Regions from separate parts of the Homo sapiens genome. Here region 2 is linked to region 1. A link is an interaction called in ENCODE POLR2A ChIA-PET data of the cell type or tissue named here. Cell type or tissue: MCF 10A. All regions are shown on one strand. Each heading gives the region's core, and the rest is flanking DNA. Links, peaks and the distances in the headings are about the cores only.

What was found. Peaks named below come from ENCODE experiments on the same cell type or tissue, not always from the same donor. Only the 100,000 strongest peaks of a DNase experiment are listed, where the experiment ranks them.
Region 2: POLR2A ChIA-PET joins it to region 1 with 6 read pairs; 2 of 35 experiments call an interaction of 5 or more read pairs at or near these places.

Annotation. Positions count from the first base shown.
Region 1 is chr20:50,420,469-50,425,845 of GRCh38, reverse strand. No RefSeq gene overlaps it. Among named protein-coding and RNA genes, the nearest start is that of PTPN1, 87 kb to the left of the region's middle. In MCF 10A, for the core only: no CTCF peak of the experiment used is centred there; DNase peaks (open chromatin) are centred at 2,515 and 3,175.
Region 2 is chr20:49,962,891-49,968,267 of GRCh38, reverse strand. No RefSeq gene overlaps it. Among named protein-coding and RNA genes, the nearest start is that of SNAI1, 17 kb to the left of the region's middle. RefSeq lists enhancers at 883-1,473, 1,474-2,065, 2,967-3,136. In MCF 10A, for the core only: a CTCF peak has its summit at 3,224 (motif pointing left); no DNase peak of the experiment used is centred there.

The sequences.
Region 1 (5,377 bases), core at 159-5,158:
AAGAATTATAATGACTAACAATTATATGGTGAGTATAACTTGCCAGGTAGAGTAATTAGCACTTCATTTACGCTAACTCATTGAATAACTTTACAACAACCCTATGTAGCGGATACTATCGTTCCCTCCATTCTCCATATAGGGAAACTGAGGCACAGAGCTAGTCAGTAACATAACTGGGCTGCCACAGTATAGAGCCAATTAGCTTCGGCTAATATAGAGCCAATTAGCAAATGGCTTCGGCCATAACGACATCCATCATTTACTTAAAACGAAGTTTGGCATTGTCAGCCCAGGAGTCCTCCAGCCTAGACCTTGGCCATGCTCACTGTCTTAAGATGGGGGCTGGGATCCTGTATCCCTTTTTCCCAATGGATGTGTCCAAAACAAAAAGGGAGGAACAGCGGCAGTAGTGCCAACTCCTTAGGGAGAGAAAGTCTCCCTGGAGCACTCATCCCCGCTGACTTCTTGTTGTACCTCATTGGCTAGAGTCAGGTCACATGCTCACCTTGGTCCAATCACTGGCAGCTTGGAATGGGTGTGGCATGCTTGACTAGACCAATCACATTCATCCCCTGGGGCCAGGCACTATGGCTGCCATTAACCAGGGTTCAGTTAGTGAGGAACAAGGGAATGGGTGTTGGGCAAGCAGCTGGTGTCATCTGCCCCAGCAGCTGACGTTTACTGAGCATGTACAGTGAGCCAGGCTCTGTCCTAAGCTCTTAATGTGTAATATCTCATCAGGTCCTCTTGTTATTTATTATTATTTAGAGACAGGGTCTTGCTGTGTTACCCAGGCTGGACTGCAGTGGTGTAATCCCAGCTCGCTGCAGCCTTAAACTCCTAGGCTCAAGCAATCCTCCTGCCTCAGCCTCCCCTGTAGCTAGGATTATAGGAATGAGCCACCACACCTGGCTAATTAAAAAAAAAAAAAAAAAATTTTTTTTTTTGTAGAGATGGGGAATCTCGCTATGTTGCCCAGGTTGGTCTCAAACTCCTGGCCTCAAAGGATCCTCCTACCTCAACCTCTCATGCTGTTATTAACCCTGTCTATGAGGAACAACCTGAAACCCAGAAAACTTAAATGACTTGCTCAATCAAGATCACTCACCCAGCAAGGTGACTAGTCTAGAGAGGGTTACCAGATAAAATACAGGATGCCCAGTTAAATTAGAATTTCAGATACACACAAAAAAAAATATTTTAGGAAGCTAAGCAGTGGTGTGAGGGCTCAGGCACACTTCGTCTGCATAATAAGCATGAAGGAGTATCTCTTGGTTCCGCAAAGAATTAGACATTCCCCCATTTTTCATGAAACTTGACCCCTTTTGGATTAGCACTTGTTTTCTTCTTTTTGAAAGAGATACAGTTACAGAGAAATACGTCCCTGCTCTCAGAAAACAACAGTGTATGCATTTTGATGAATGGCACCCGACATTCAGCCTCAGGACCAGGGAGGCAGCAGGGAGAGTTGGGGAGTGTGGGGGAACTGGTGTGTCCACTTCAAATACCCCTGTCCCCAGCTGACGGTTGCCAGGTGGGAATGTGGATTTAGCCCAGTGAAATCTTACAGTGTTTTAAGGGAGGTAGAAATCTGAATTTTTATGTGAAATCTCTTGATTTATGAACATTAGCTCAAATTTAATTAAAATGCCCTGTGGGCCAAAGGAAATCCGTCTGCTGGCTTGTGGGCAGCCGGGGGAAAGCCTCTGCTGATCGGCTCTGGAAGTGGAGGCTGCAACTGCCTCAAAAAGAGGAGCGGAGCAGAGGCTGGGCTGGAGGCAGCCTGGGGCCTGGAGTGTGCTTAGGGTTAGGAATTGCAGCCAGACCTGGGTTCCATTCTCCTCTCTGCCAGGTAACTGCTGTGTGATGGTAGATGGGTTGCACAGCTTCTCTGTTTTCCAAAGCATTTAGAGTAAGTAATTGTATCCATTCTCCTGTGAGGATTCTGCTGAAGGAGCTGACACAGTCGAGGCACCTGGCGTGTAGTGGGTGCCCAACAAACACGAATCCTCTCCCCTCCCCTCCCAGGGCTCACTTAGGAGTTGGGGATTTGAACACTGCTTTTCCAGCTCCCCTTCCCTCCCTCTCCTCACTCCCTCCTTGCTTTCTCCTCCACCTCTTCCTGCTTCCTTTCTTCTCATTTTCTCTCTTCTGTCATTAAACAGTGGGAAAAATTAGGACCAGGTGTTAGGAGACCTGGGACCGGGCCCTGGTGCTATTCCTGTCTTGGGGTGAGACTTGGGGAAAGGCTTTTCTCATGGGACCTTAGTTTCTTCCTCTGTGAAATGGGCAGTTCTGATTGGAGACACAGGTGCACTTCCTGGTGCCAGGGTCGTGTGATTCTGTGGGGCCTTGGGGGTCACGGGGGGAGATGGCAGCCTTGGTGGTGATGGGAGGGGGTGGCTGGGGTAGGAGGCATGAGTCAGAGTGTGCTCTCAGGGCTGAGGAGCAGGAGAACATCCCGGCACATAGCACCCAGTGATTAGCAAACCGCAGGAAGGCAGAAGGCCGAGTCATCAGCGAGCTTGTAAACACTGTCCAAGGAGAGCCAGGCCCTGCTTGTCTGGGATTGGCCACAGGCCCCTCCCAGGGATTTGGGGTCAAAGTTCTTCATAAATCATCCTCCCAGAACACGAGAGCCCCACCCTCCTTCCAGACTTTCATTTATTTATTTATTTATTTATTTATTTATTTATTTAGAGATGGAGTCTGTCTGTGTCGCCCAGGCTGGAGTGCAGTGGCGTGATCTCGGCTCACTGCAGCCTCCCCATCCTGGGTTCAAACAATTCTCCTGCCTCAGCCTCCCAAGTGTCTGGGATTATAGGCATGTGCCACCACACTTAGCTAATTTTTGTATTTTTAGTGGACACGAGGTTTCACCATGTTAGCCAGTCTGGCCTTGAACTCCTGATCTCAAGTGATTCGCCCACCTCGGCCTCCCAAAGTGCTGGGATTATAGGCGTGAGACCCCACGCCTGGCCCCTTCCAGGCTTTCTGTGATCTGACTTCTGCTCACCTCTCCAGGGCCATCTTGAGACACCTTCTCTCTCACCCTTCTCAACTCTTGCCAGGCCAGAGCCTGGTGAGTTTCTGGATATATGCAGCTCTCTTCCTGCCTCCAGCCCTTTGCACAAACTGTTCCCTCTACCTGGAATGTTCTCTCCGTCTCCAGACCACAAGACAAAGTGTCCTTATCATTCCAATTTCAGCTCAAACATCACCACCAGTGGGAAACCCCCTCCCATCCCCAGGTGAACTCAGGTCCTCTTGTGGCCCCATTTACCTTCCCTCCAAACCACTGGCAGCCATCTGGGAGCTGTATTTATAGGCTTTTGTGTTTGCTCAGTCTGTCTCTTCTTTTCCTGAGGGTGGGGACTGGAGGAGTCATTTCTGCTGCCGTAAGTCAGTACCTGGCACAGAGCAGGTCAGCAATGAATATTTATGAGAGGAATGAATTGGTGAGTGAATGAAGTGCTCAGAAGGGTTATGGCAAATCCTCCAGGAGCCAGGGGAGCTCGGCATTCTCTCCATTAGTGATAGCATATCAGCCCAACCCTCTAATATTGCCTCACTGTACTTAGAGGAGAAAAAAAAAATCCAGATTTTTCCCTTGGCCTTCCCGTTTCTCCCAGGATCTAACCTGCTGAACTCTCTGACCTCCTTTCCTACCAGCTGTGCCCGCCTCCCACTGCATCCCTGTCCCAGTTCCAGCCATGCTGGCCTTTCTGTTTCTTTACAATACCAGGCTTGTTTCTGCCTCAAGGCAGCTTGCTTTTCTGTTCCTCGTGTTTGGAATGCTTGTCCCTCAGGCCTTATTATCATTTATATCTCAGCTGTGCTGCCTCCTGAGGGAGGCATTTTCCCACCCTCATTGTCCAAGAGATTACCCTGTTTTGTTCTTTCCCAGGATACATCACTATCTAAAATTGTTTTGTTTATTTACAAATATTTGATTGGCTTTTAGCTGAGTTCATGGCTGTGCAGAATAAACACAGACCTTCCTAGCTTCCCTTGCAGCTAGGTGCAGCCATGTGCCTGAGCTCTGGCCAAGGGGTTGAAATTAGTAGTGTGACAGGTTTCTGGACTGTTTCCTAGAGATTTAGTTGATGCCTGCCTTTTACTCATCATCCTTCCTTCTCCATCCTGTCATTCTGGAAGGCAGACGTGAAGGCCGGTGCAGTGGCCTTCATCTTGGATCATGAGAAAGTGGGGCCCACACCTAGAGATGGCAGACTGGTGTCCAGGAAGAAGCTGAGATACTGAGAGCTTCATAGAGTTACCAAATCCATCCCAAACTGCCTACATCTGGACTTCATTCACATGAGAGGAAAAGAAACTCCTCTTTTATTTCTTAATTTTTTCCAAATTTGGTTTACTACATTTTATTATGACTACATTTGTATGTCCCCAGGCAGTACAATCTGATATAAAATGTCAGCTAGAATACACACTGGGTCTTTTAATTTTTAAAATTTATTTGTATTTTTATTTATTTATTACTTTTTTGTTTATTTATTTTATTATTATTTATTAATTTTTTGAGGTGGAGTCTCGCTTTGTCGCCCAGACTGGAGCACAATGGTGCGATTTTGGCTCACTGCAACCTCTGCGTCCTGGGTTCAAGTGATTCTCCTGCCTCAGCCTCCCAAGTAGCTGGGATTACAAGCACCCGCCACCACACCTGGCTAGTTTCTGTATTTTTAGTAGAGATGGGGTTTTGCCATGTTGGCCAGGCTGGCCTCAAACTCCTGGCCTCAGGTGATCTGCCCACCTCAGCCACCCAAAGTGCTGGGATTACAGGCGTGAGCCACCAGGCCCGGCTGGGTGTTTTGATTTTAAAATGTAGTCTATAGGGCTTTATCAACTCTGTCCAGAATTTTGGTTGGAGTTATTAGAGGAGACCTGGGCCAGAGAGAGGAGATCACTTGCTTGAGGCCACACAGCAGGGGAGGGGCAAAGCTGGGGTTTCACCCCAGGGCCCTAGATCCTAACCCCCCAGCCTCATTTTTCAGAAGTTTCCAGCTTGAGGTGTTGCTGGGCTTCCTCCAGGCTCAGCCCGGACATTGGGCAGTGTGATCTACACCTACTCTGCCTCTTAGGGCAGGAGAGTCTTTCTTATTTCTCTGGGACCCAGAGCAAGGTGGAAAATATGAGAGAGACCCCCAGCTATGGGATCCAACAAGGGTTGAGTCCCAGCTCTAGGCTCTGCCGCCGGCTGGCTGTGCACCTCAGGGAAGACCCCAACCCCTCTGAACCTCGGTTTCCTCATCTAATAATAGCCTCGAGCAGGTCAGTTGTCCTGTAGGTTCCCCGAGGTGCTGTGTTTCGAGTGTCTGACCCCTCAAGAAGGATACAGCACTACTCCCACAAAGTA
Region 2 (5,377 bases), core at 294-5,293, 460 kb after region 1:
GCTCTGTCCCTACCAGGCAGCATCATGCAGCCATTTGAAACACCAGCACATTAACATGGAAAGATATTGACATACATCAGAGTGAAAAACACAACTTATAGATGGAAAGTAAAGCATTCACGCATTTCAGTTTCAATCAAAAATATAATGCCCCAGGCCGGGTGAGGTGGCTCACGCCTGTAATCCTAGCACTTTGGGAGGCCAAGGCGGGTGGATTGCCTGAGCTCAGGAGTCGAGACCAGCCAGGGCAACATGGTAAAACCCTGTCTCTACTAAAATACAAAAAAAATCAGCCTGGCATGGCGGCATGTGCCTGTAATCCCAGCTACTTGGGAGGCTGAGACAGGAGAATCACTTGACCCTGTGACCCTGACCCTGGGAGGCGGAGGTTACAGTGAGCCGAGATCGTGCCATTGAACTCCAGCCTGGGTGACAGAGCAAGACTCTGTCTCAAAAAAAAAAAAATATATATATATATATATATATACACACACACACACACACACACACACATATACACACATATATATATATGCACATATATACATATATATAAAACGACCCAAAGACATGTAAGAGTTTCACTGCTGATTGAAATAGTCATCCTGGTTGTCTCAGGGACGGGGGATAGGGGAGGCAGGGAGGGAAAGGGGGGCGGGGGGGTAGGAGTAGGAGTGGCTTCCATTTTCTTCTTTATATTTTTCTTCCCGGTTATTTTTTTTTTAACAAGGGGCATTATAATTTTTAACACTGTGCATTTTTGCATATTTACTTTATTATACCTTACCTGCGTGTTCATGTGTGTGTGTATATATATTTTTATATGCACGTACACTATTATTTTCTAAACCATATCAGAGTGGATTAGAGATGTCATGCCCCTTTACCCCTATACTCTTTACTGTATGTCTGCTAAGAACAAGGACATTCTATTATGTAACTCTGATATCATTATCAAAATCAGGAAATCTAACATGGATCAATTACTTATTCCTTATTCCATAGGCCATATTCAACTGGCCCAATAACATCCTTTATAGCAACCCCCACACCCTCAAAGATTCAATTCAGGATCATGCAGCATTGCAGTGTTGTCAGGCATCTGTAGTTTCTGATGTTGACATTTTGGAAGATTTGTGGACTGTCCCTCAATTGCATTTGCCTGGTGCTTCCTTATGATGACACTGAGCTTGTATGTTTTCCTGCCTGGAACCACAGAAGTGGTGCTGCCTCTTCAGTGCATCCCATTGAGTCATCTATGGTCTGTTCCATTATCTGTGATAGTAACTTTCATCGCTTAGTTAAGATGGGATTAGCTAGGTTTCGCCACTAGCAGTGATTCTACAAAGTCACTAATTTTCCCTTTCTAAATAATGTATGTGATCATCTGAGACCATGTAAATAGACTAGTTTTTTGTTTTGTTTTTTGAGACAGTGTATCACTCTGTTGCCCAGCCTGGGGTGCAGTGACGGGATCTTGGCTCACTGCAACCCTCCACCTCCTCAGCTCAAGAGATCCTCCCACCTCAGCCTCCTAGCTGGGATTACAAGTGTGTGCCACCAAGTCTGGCTTATTTTTTACATTTTTTTGTAGAGACGGGGTTTCACCATGTTGCCCAGGCTGGTCTCGAACTCCTGGGCTTAGGTGATCTTCCCACCTAGGCATCCCAAAGTGCTGGGATTACAGGTGTAAGCCACCACGCCCAGCCCTAGATGATTTTTATAATCAGAAAAGGTAATCATCACTTTAAATTCTTGTAACCTGTAAGGGCTGAGCTAGTCCACCGATTCTAATCACCGGGCGCCTCCACCCCACCCCTGTCACAATGTGTTTGCTGTAGCACTATCCGGTCTTTTTTTTTTTTTTTTTTTTTTGAGACGAGTCTCGCTCTGTCAGCCAGGCTGGAGTGCAGTGGCATGATCTTGGCTCACTGCACCCTCCACCTCCTGGGTTCAAGCGATTACTCCTGCCTCAGCCTCCAGAGTAGCTGGGACTACAGAAGCATGTCACCACGCCCAGCTAATTTTTGTATTTTTAATAGAGATGAGGTTTCACCATGTTGGCCAGGATGGCCTCGATCTCTTGACCTTGTGATCCAACTGCCTTAGCCTCTCAAAGTGCTGGGATTACAGGCATGATCCACCGCGCCCTGTCTTTCCGGTTTTACATTACATAAGGACTTTCGAAATCAGCCTACAGATAGATTTCACCCGAGGCTTTTTTAAAGATACAGATTCCCAGGCCCCACCAATTAGAATCTCTAAGGCAGGGACCTGAGAATAGATTTCTGTAGCGAGTGCCTTCCAGGTAATTCATCTCTTCAGGCCAAATTAGGGAATCACTTCACTTCATAGTAATGTTTAGTCATCAAACATTAACAGCTAGCCTGCTGGGGTGGGGTTGGGCCCTGGGAGGGCTTAGGAATGGAGGGGACAAACAATAGTGACATTGGTAGCTCGCATTGATTAAGCACTTACATTGTGCCATGCTCTGGATTATTTCACTAAATTCCCACAACTCTACGAGAAAGACACTTATTAGCCCCATTTACAGATAAGCACAGATTAGAATAACTTGTCCAAGGTCAAGCTAGTGAGTGATCAGCTGACCCCTAGATCAGCTAGTGAGTGTGGATGCTGGGAATAGGAGACTCCACACAGTCTGTGTGGGGGACTATACATCTAATCGCACCTCTGCACTGGAATATCAAGTCTCACTTCTTGTCCTGGGCAAATGACCTCAGCTTCTCTGGGCTCCATTCCCTCATCTGTAAAGGTAATGCTATTTAGTATCCCTCCACCAATGCTGGCTAAGATAATTCCATGAGATCCACTTTCCTGGAGAAACTGAATGCCTGGTTTTGATCACCTTTCAGGGCCTAAAGTGGGGAGGATTAAATCAAAATTATTGTCAGGAACCAGGAATGAAAATAATTACCATCATTGTTGCTATTCTTGTATTCATAGGGCCCAGCTGAGCCCTGCATGAGACATTCAGCAGAAGACACCGCAGAAAGCCAAGGAGTAACAAGGGAGGAATAAAGGGACCACATTGAGGACCTGAGCAGGTCAGACCCCACCTGGCAGTAGCCATCTTGCCTGCCCACCTGTCTTGCCTCCTCTGCCTTCCAAGTTCCAGTTTCATGTGCTTCCGATTTGAGGCCCTGCCTCCCCATGGTGATGGACAACAGGAAGCCAGAGCCAGGGGGTGACACTGCCCCCTTCAGGCTCTCCTTACCGCTGCACCAGACTCCTTCCAGGGTGGACAAGCTGCCATGGAAAGAAAGTAACCACTGGAAATTCTTTTTTAGTTCTATTTCAATTCTAGGAACATTTATTGAGTCTACCCGGGGTCAGGCATGGAGGCCGGTGGTGCATAAGACAGACACAGCCATTACCCTCAAGAGCTTAATTTCTTGTAATTGGACAAATAACTTAATGAGAAGGTGTGAGTTGCCTGGCACAGAGCAGATGTTCAGAACATTTGTTCTGCAAACATGTCGAGTAGGGTTGCTAGAGTTAACCAATAAAAATACAGAATGCTCAGTTAACTGTGAATTTCAGATAAACAGCAAATAATTTTTAGGATGAACATTCCTGGCATTTACTTCCTGGCCTGCTTGTGCAAATTATTCACACTCGTATGCAATATTTGGAAAATATTTATACTAAAAAAGTATTTGGCCAGGTGCGGTGGCTTGTGCCTATAATCCCAGTACTTTGGGAGGACAAGGCAGATCCCTTGAGCCCAGGAGGTAGAGGCTGCAGTGAGCTGTGATGGTGCCACTGCACTCCAGCCTGGGCAATGAAGCAAGACCCTATCTGAAAAAAAAAATTTTTAAAAAAGGCAAAGATGGGCCTGGGGCACCAAATATTCCAGAGGAAAGGGAACGTGTGTACTCCTTGAGGTGGGGAACATGACCCACTTGAGGTGCAGAAAGAAGACTTGTATGGGGCTGGGCGCGGTGGCTCACCCCTGTAATCCCAGCACTTTGGGAGGCCGAGGCAGGCGGATCACCTGAGGTCAGGATGTCGAGACCAGTCTGACCAGCCTGAGAAACCCTGTCTCTACTAAAAATACAAAATTAGCTGGGCATGGTGGCGCATGCCTGTAATCCCAGCTACTCGGGAGGTTGAGGGAGGAGAATTGCTTGAACCTGGGAGACAGACGTTGCGGTGAAGCAGGTTGGGTTGCGCCATTGCACTCCAGCCTGGGCAACAAGAGCGAAACTCTGTCTCAAAAAAAGAAAAAAAAAAAAAAAAAGAAGGCCCGTGTGGTTGGAGTAAAAAGAGTGCAGAAGTAGATGTGAAAATATCAACCTAAATAACAGAGAGAGAGGCTCTCTAAAAGAGAAAGGGTCCTCAGCCTCCTGAGTAGTTGGGACCACAGGGGTGCATCACCATGCCTGGCTAATTTTTTATAGAGGTGGAGTCTCGCTATATTGCCCAGGCTGGTTTAGAACTCCTGGCCTCAAGCTATCCCTCCTGCCTCCACCTCCCAAAGTGCTGGAATTACAGGTATGAGCCACTGCACCTGGCCATATACAGTATTTTAAGATAACAACCAGAATCATGACTGACACAGTCACACAAGAAACATCAGACTTTTATAAATTGAATATAATCTTTAGAATATTCACATTAATTGGCCGGGCGCGGTGGCTCACGCCTGTAATCCCAGCACTTTGGGAGGCCAAGGTGGGTGGATCACAAGGTCAGGAGTTCGAGACCAGCCTGGCCAACATAGGGAAACCCTGTCTCTACTAAAAAATACAAAAAATAAGCCAGGCTGGTCGTGGGTGCCTATAATCCCAGCTACTCAGGAGGTTGAGGCAGGAAAATCGCTTGAACCCGGGAGGCGGAGGTTGCAGTGAGCTGAGACTGTGCCATTGCACTCCAGCCCAGGCAATAGTGTGAGACTCTGTCTCAAATTAAAAAAAAAAAAAATTCACGGCCGGGCGCGGTGGCTCACGCCTGTAATCCCAGCACTTTGGGAGGCCGAGGCGGGTGTAGCATGAGGTCAGGAGATCGAGACCATCCTGGCTAACACGGTGAAACCCTGTCTCTACTAAACAAAATACAAAAAATTAGCTTGGCGTGGTGGCGGGCGCCTGTAGTCCTAGCTACTCTGGAGGCTGAGGCAGGAGAATGGTGTGAACCTGGGAGGTGGAGCTTGCAGTGAGCCGAGATCGTGCCACTGCACTCCAGCCTGGGCAACAGAGTGAGACTCCATCTCAAAAAAAAAAACAAACTCACATTAATAAAATATCCAGATAAATTTAACTTTAGAAGAGATTAACATAACCAAAATTATGACAGATAATATTAGGTATCTATGAATTTATATAATTTTTGAAATATTTATATCAATAACAGA